Linked DNA regions of Homo sapiens: region 1 is linked to region 2. The links are chromatin contacts, found by Hi-C or POLR2A ChIA-PET in ENCODE. All regions are on one chromosome and are shown on one strand. Each heading gives the region's core, a stretch centred on a gene start or an enhancer-like site at or near the end of the contact. The rest is flanking DNA. Distances are from core to core; before and after follow the strand shown.

Region 1 (3,954 bases), core at 342-2,841, 42 kb after region 2:
AAATGACTTTGGAAGGTTACCTGAACATTGGTTTATTCATTTGCAAAATGAGGCTAAAAAAATATATACCTCATAGGTAGTTTTAGGGGTTACATAAATGATATTTGTTTGGATATTTGCCCCTCCAAATCTCAGTTTAAAATTTGATCCTCAGTGTTGGAGGTGGGCCTGGTGGGAGGTGTTTTGGTCATGGGGGCAGATCCCTCATGAAGGGCTTGGTGCCGTGCTTGGGTAATGAGTGAGTTCTTGCTCTATTAGTTTCCCAGGACAACTGATTGTTAAAAAGAGCCTGGTACCTCCCCACCCCCTCTCCCACTTTTGCTCTCACATTGTGATTTCTACACAAGCCGGCTCCCCTTTGCCTTCCACCATAAATGAGAGCAGCCTGAAGCCCTCATCAGAAGCTGAGCAGATGCTGGTGCTATGCTTCTCGTACAGCCTGCAGAACTGTGAGCCAAACAAACCTCTTTTCTCTATAAAATACCCAGCCTTGGTATTCCTTTATAGCAACACAAATGGAAAGACAATAAGGAGAAAAATTGGCAAGTATCTACCATCAGTACATGTTTGCCATTCTTTCCCTCCTCCTCCTCCTTCTTCATATTATTCTTCTTCTGGTTCCTAATCTTGCTTCCCAATTATTTGTAAGTTATATTTCAGGTGTAGTATCTAAAATGATAGATATACTACTTTTGCGTATGTAAGAAATAGCAGACTATGATCCTTTACTTTTATACATTTTATGAAATCTGGCCATGGAGTTTATAAAGGAGCAACAATGAAAAGAGGGCCAAAGTAGAATTCAAAAACTTGGTTCTTGACCCTAGCTCCTCCATTTATCTGAGCATCAGGGTGTGTGTGTGTGTGTGTGTGTGTGTGTGTGTGTGTGTGTGTGTATGTGTATGTATGCAAAGTTGAACACTAAATCTTACCTACCTCACACAGTTCCTGTGAGGATTGAATGGAAAGATAGATAACGAACCCATTTTGAAAACTGTAAAGCAGTTGGCTTAAATACATTAGAGTATTTTATGATTTTTATTATGCTCAAAGTCACTTACGAAGACTGATTTCTAGATCCGTATTTTTTTCCTAAAAGTTTATCCTAACTTGGAACAATTGTAATTTATTACTATTTATTAACAGACATGACCTTAGTTTTGACGACAACCCTTGCTAACAATAAGGAAAAAACGGAGCCCTGGTTTAATAGCACTGTTCAGCTTTTCTCCTTTTTTGAAAAGCTGTGCCCTTACAATTTGTTGCAGCAAGGAGAAGGGCTGTATTGCTTAATAATGGTTCTACTAAAGTTCACCAAATTGTACTTGGTGTTCTGACATTTATTGCTTACAGAATATGTGTTTTCCACCTGGCCTTATTAAACACACACACACACACACACACACACACACACACACACACACACACAATTTGCTTGGATATCAAAGTGGCCATCCTAGTATGGTTAGAACAACCAGAGAAATCAGATTTTTCTGAAACTTCAGGGCTTCAAGAGCTAATCTCAAGTGACAGAGTTATTGAAAAATTTTGACCAAGAGAAGAACCTTACCTTAGAAAAGCACAAACATTTTGTGTAAATAAGCTGTCTCCTTCCTCTGGCAAGGTTGTTTATGCTTAGTCATTGGAAAGTTTCCGATGAACTTTGGTCAACATGGCTCAGTAATTACCAAGACATTGACTACCTACAGCCTGGATCGAAAAGGCAAAGCTTGACCTACTTGTAGCATGGACCCCCAAAAGCATCACTCAAGGTGATGAGATGCTTTCCTTGGAACGCTCTCTCTTTATTTCATGGCCACACCTAGTATAGCCCCTCTGATTTCAGGTCTGCTCTGCCCCAGGAAGGACCTTGAGTTGGACAGTAGCAGAGAAACATTATTGAGCTCTCCATGCATTATTCAATGCTGTACAAACTTCCATTTCTTTTTTTTTTTTTAGTTGAATATGGTTCTTTTTTTCTTTTTTTTTTTTTTTACTTTAAGTTCCGGGATACATGTGCAGAACGTGCAGGTTTGTTACATAGGTATACGTGTGCCATGGTGGTTTGCTGCACCTGTTAACCCATCATCTAGGTTCCTTCCCCTCACCACCCCCTGACCAACAGGCCCTGGTGTGTGTTGTTCCCCTCCCTGTGGCCATGTGTTTTCATTGTTCAACTCCCACTTATGAGTGAGAAAATGTGGTATTTGGTTTTCTGTCCCTGTGTCAGTTTGCTGAGGATGATGGTTTTCAGCTTCATCCATGTCCCTGCAAAGGACATGATCTCATTCTTTTTTATGGCTGCATAGTATTCCATGGTGTATATGCAAACTTCCATTTCTTTAGCACATTCACTGTCTGCTAGTCTTTAAGGAAGCACCAAATGCACACTAGGGTGTGATCACCTGCCAGTCATGAAGGTATTGTCTCTGGGCTCCACACCCGCCCTCGTATACTTGGATTTATGATTCTGAGGTGGAGACTCTACAAACCACGTTTCTCCTCCACCAGCAGGTCCATGGTAGGCTCTGAAAATAGAGGGTATTAGAGGAAGCCTGCAAGGTTGGAAGAGGCAAAGGGACCACCTCCTTCCTGTTTGCTCCCTCTTGGCTTGATGTGTGCTTGCCATGGCTGTGGGCAGCCCGCAGCTATGCTCCTTCACTGAGAAGCAGCATTTCTTTTTCATCTAGCAATGAGTGAACCTAATGTCAATTCTGTCCAACGCTTGCAGGACCAGCTGTGCTGTGTTCCCTTGGTCACTGGCATTTGTTGAGCAGTGCCTCTTCTCAGAGAGCTGAGTTTTAGGTCTGCAGGGCATCTCCTCCAATCTTCTAGGTTTTAACAATTCCATCCTTTCCCTTCTTCCCCAAGCCTAATAGTTAAAGCTGCTTCCTGTGGCTGTGACCTCTAGGGTATCTTAATATCTTCTTTTTATACTTTTAGTTACTATATTAGTCACGGTTCTCCAGAGAAATAGAACCAATAGGGTTTATGTAGATACGTAAAAAGAGATTTATTATGAGGGATCAGCTCATGCAATCACAGAGGCTGAGAAATCCCCTGAGCGGCCATCTCTAAGCTGCAGGCCCAGGAGAGTCAGTCTAGTTCAGTCTGAGTCCAAAACCCCAAGAACCAGCAGCACCAATGTCTAAGATCAGGAGAAGACGGATGTCCCAGCTCCAGCAGAAAGAGTAAATTCACCCTTTCTCCTCCTTTTTGTTCTATTCAGTCCCCTCAATGGATTGGATGCTGGTCACTCACATTGGTAAGGACAATCTTCTTTACTCAGTCTACTGATTCAAATGCTAATCTCTTCTGGAAACACCTTCACAGACACACTCAGAAATAATGTTTTACCAGCTATCTGGGCATCCCTTTGCCTCGTCGAGTTGACACATAAAATTAACCACCACCACAGTTACTTAGTTAACAACGTTTTGCCTAGTTTTGAATTCCTTATACCATATTTCTTTCTGTTAAAATAACAGGGTTAGTTTCTGCCTTTGGATTGAACCCGACTGATACCAGCTGACAATCTGGATTCATATGTTAACACTCCCACAACATTTTCTCCTCTATGAGTAGCTTGCAATCTGTATCTATTGCATTTGTATGTGCTGAAACCAATATTTTTATTTTCGCAAGCCACCCCATACTCACTCTTTGTCCACGTAGTTTAGGTAGGACTGATTCTACCCCTTACTCCAGGGGTAGACTTGTGACTCAAGTCTAACCAATTAAATAATTGCCTTTCCCAACCATGGGGTTTAGTTTAGTGGGTGAACATGTTTTCCAGATGTACTGGAAGTCAGTGTCACTTTCTTATGCTTTCAAGTTACGTGAACTAGTAAGATCCCCACTCCACAACACCCCCCCCCCGTCGAACTTTTTTTTTAAAGCTAGGTTTGAGTTGTATATTTCTCACTGACAAGCTCTTAAACGAAAGGAAAGCAG
Region 2 (4,003 bases), core at 1,104-3,603:
AACTATCAATATGTCATAAAATATACATACTATTTCTAATTTATTCCTGTCCATTTGAGGCAACATATCTAATGTGTTACAAACATTTCTGGTAATACAGTATCGTTGTTCCCTTTAATAATGTGTTAGTGTCTGTAACTCTCATTTGGCCTTGGTGAATTACTGCTTTATTTAATGAAAAAAAGATAAATTGTACTTGATTTGTATTTATTAATTTCTATGAATTTGGTATATGACATTTATGAAAGCTTAGGCACATCATTTTTCCTTTCTTTAATTTACAGCCAGGGAACTGTTTAAATATAATTTTAAATGGTGCATAAAATGCTTCCTGACATATTTGTTTTCTGAATTTCCAACATGCGTATTTGCCATTTCTATATGATGAACAAATGCTGTCTCAAATTGTGGAGAAAGAAAAATGTTACCTGTTTAGAATTCCTTTATTAAATTTTAGCCCTTGTATTTTGGTGGCAGCAGACAGAGTTTCCTGGAGGTTGATAGGTTTAGTTGCAACTGCGGTCTAGTTCATGCTAACTCAATTTGATAGGCAAGCCTTTGCAGGTGTAGCCATCATTCATTTGGTGCAAAGCCTTGAACAAAGTCTAAAAATAGATATCACTTTGATAGCATTTTTGAGGACTAGCAGTTAAATAATAGATGAAATACATTCCTTAAAGAAAACTATTATTTCTCTGATTATTTTCTAAGTACAAAATAGCTTTCATAATATTTATATTTAATTAATTTGAAATTATTCTACTTTTCCTCTTCTGTATTATGGTCATATCAATTCTTAATTATTTTGAGAAAAATATATGGCTATTGTTCAAATAGTGTTATTCTGAAATTTCAGTTTTTGAATTTTTAAATAAACACAAGCTTTCTATGGTGTGTTTTCTTCCAAATAAGAGTCAACGCTTTATTTTAAATCAGAACATATTTGAAAGAAAATAATCACTAGCTCTTTTATGAGCAATCTGAATAAAGAATGGAGATGCTCAAAGTGCTGCTCTTCTCCTGACTTCTGTCATTAAAACAGATGTTCTCTATAACCTTGACCAAACAACTCCATTCTCTAATCAGAAAGAGCAGACTTGTTTGTGGATTTATGATAGATGTCTGTGCCAGACCCTGGAAGACTGTCTAGGATCTATGGGCTCTTACAGACTCATTTTTGTGCTGATATTTGGCTTGTAATTCTGATTTTAACTTGTTTTCTATATTTTCACCCAAACATGGTTTTACTTGTTTTTAAAAAAACAATTTTCTTATTAATTGGATATTCCTGATGTATTCATCACAACTATGAGTAGCTATGGCTTTAAATATATGATGGACTTGCTGATGTCAGCCGCTGAAAACTAATGCTGCTGATATCAGCTGACAGGACTCTAATTACTAGTTATGTGGCTGTTGCCTGCTTAAGAAGCTATTCAGTGAGTTATGATTTAGAAAAGCTGGAGAGCACAGGGCTGATTTGTGAAGAGATATCTAATATGAAAACACCACAGAAATTCTCAGATTGATCCTCACGACAGAGATCTGTCTAATTAGGAAGTGTCTATTTTAATACTAAACCACAAAAAAGCCCAGCTGGAAAAGAATTTATAGGAAGACACGGAACCATCACTAGTTCGGCTGACAGCAAATGCAACCTAAGCATGTTTCTCAGCGTTTAATCAATAGTAGCGATATAGGACAATTACTCCCTTACAGACAATCCATCTCGTCCTATCAAGAGGGAAGGTCTTCACAGGTGATCTGGATGGAGAATCCCTAGCCAACACCACTTCCCTTGCCTCCGGGGTTGAGGACTGCCTAGAAGCTAGACGCTTACTAGAGTATCACCGAAAAGACAGCAGAATGGGCAGTGCTGTCTCCTGGGACAACTTAAGGCAGTCACCCTTGGGTCTGAGTTGCAGGTGAGGCAGGACAACAGGGAGAGCAGGACCCTTCAGTCCAACTGGAGGATTCGATTGCTAAGTTCTGTGATTAGACCCTAAAGTTTTTGAGGATAAGAACCTGTTGCTAAGTTTATATTCTATGTATGCTCAATAATGACTGGCTGACTAACCCTAGAGAGATCTTTGAGGAAAAAAAAAAAAAGACTAAAAACTGTAGCTTTCCTCTGAGGTTAAAAAAAAAAATCTGGTTGCTTTCTTGCCAGATATGAGAAGACACTAACCCTTCACTGAGCTGTCTTTCTCAGTGGAGTTCAGGCAATGTCTACACAAAAGCACAGCATTTTTGCAGGAGTCAAGCCAGGCACATCGGTGTGGGCATCCGCCTTCATGCCTCACCTGGTCTCCTCCTTTCCTCGCCTCTGTGTCTGTGTCATCAGTGGGTATATGGAGAGTTTCACAGTCCAGCCTGCCGAGCAGGCTGTTAATGAGTCATGCCCGCTCCCTGCCTTAACTTTGGCACAGTCTCAATCTCTATGAAGAGAGACAGAACAGAGGAGGAAAAGGTGTTTTGAAAACACTTGCTTATGTTGATACATGTTTTATCTTTGCAGCTGTAGCCACAGAATAGGTAATAGGATGGCAAGTCATCAGAGTTTATTCCAGAAATATCCACAGATTTATTTTACACATATTTTTGCGTCTCTATTATAGAGTATGAAACCCTGGCCTAGGCCACGGGGATAGGATGGAAGCAGGATGGCCATCAGGCCAAAGAGAATGGATGAGTATTCAGCATCCAGCTTGACCACTGAGCTGCCAGGTGACCACGAGGAAGTTACGCATCCTTCTGTGCTTCAGGTTTCACCTCTATGAAATAGCTTTTTTTATACCAAGGCTGTGGTGAGGACTCAAGAAGATTATACCTGTAGCAATGCCAGGCACAACAGGCATTCTGAAACCACTACTTGCCTTCTTCCCTATCTTATTTTGGGTTTCAAGCACAGCAGACCCAGAGACAAGGATTCCAGGACACAAGGGATGCTGCAGGGGAGTGGGGAAGTGAAGCAGAGATTGGGAAGCTGCCAGTAAACATATATTACTAAGCAGATACCAGTGTGGGTGCTGGAACTTAATCCTGCAGGGGAACAGTGTAACACAGAGCCTCAGAATTATTCCCCCCGAGGGAGGAGAGTGCTGGGGTATTTATACACCTATTCCCAAGAATCATTGGTTGAGGGCTACTGGGAGGGGAGTAGATTAATTTGCAGGCAATTTCAGCCTGCTGCATGGCTTCCCTCTCTGCTGTTCTGGGGCAGGAAAGCCCTCAGTACAGAGATGCAGATTCTGGCAGTAGGCAGTCAGCTGAAGCATGTTGGCATGTCCTAGGGACCTGGGCAGGGCAATGACAGGCACAGGGGGGAAAACCAAGGCATAGAAAATACTGTAGTTTCCATCAAGAAGCCACTACTCTAATAAGGGAGATAAGCCCATTGAAGTTTCAAAGGAAAAGGTTCATGGTGCCAAGATGTCTGCAGTTTCCAGGAGAGATCAGCACCTGGATCTCCCCAGGGTGGTACTTGCTACATTCAGGCCTTTGGTTCTCAGCCCTGAATTTGATCTGTCAGCAGCTGGAGAGTGAATTCAGAGGAACTGTTAGACTCATGTTAACCAAAACCCACAGAGTCTGAGAAGAAAACCAGAATGCCCATGTGTTGATTGGCATTCTCTCTCTGCAGGTTAAGCTTCATGAGGGACCAAATTACAATATTAAAGTGAGTTTATAAGTGGAGATTCAGAAAAATAGATGCTATAGCATCCATTGAGGAACTCTTCTCCAGCAAAGAGATAGCCTTGCCCGCAGGGTTATTTAGAGGGAAACCCTTTATCCTCACATTCCTGTCTGGCTCTGCCAAGGGTAGATTCTGGCTCCCTTATTCATAGCTTCCAGAGATACAGGGTATGCAGTGGTTAAGAGTGAAGACTCTGGAGTCAGGATGCCCCTTGTTCAAACCTTGTCCTGCCATTGCACTAGCCATGTGACATTGGGGAGATATTTAATCTCTCTGCATCTGCTCTCTCATCCATAATAGTACCTA

What was found. Hi-C counts contacts between places; a loop is a spot of excess contacts on that map. ChIA-PET counts read pairs that join two places held with the same protein, here RNA polymerase II (POLR2A). Pooled maps may share reads with other maps.
Region 1: a loop to region 2 is called in a map of sigmoid colon, with 2.8 times the contacts of the local background. The contact joins two enhancer-like sites. A Hi-C loop is called at or near these places in 8 of 168 maps with a recorded cell type or tissue (PC-3, aorta, astrocyte of the cerebellum and 5 more) and 8 of 50 pooled maps. POLR2A ChIA-PET finds 5 or more read pairs at or near these places in 11 of 52 experiments (A673, GM12878, H1 and 8 more).

The regions. Positions count from the first base shown.
Region 1 is chr4:140,227,665-140,231,618 of GRCh38, forward strand. No RefSeq gene overlaps it. Among named protein-coding and RNA genes, the nearest start is that of MAML3, 75 kb to the left of the region's middle. Within about 2 kb of position 1,592, at least 2 of the 41 ENCODE cell types and tissues checked have a DNase peak (open chromatin) inside an H3K27ac peak, as active enhancers do.
Region 2 is chr4:140,184,503-140,188,505 of GRCh38, forward strand. No RefSeq gene overlaps it. Among named protein-coding and RNA genes, the nearest start is that of MAML3, 32 kb to the left of the region's middle. Within about 2 kb of position 2,354, at least 4 of the 41 ENCODE cell types and tissues checked have a DNase peak (open chromatin) inside an H3K27ac peak, as active enhancers do.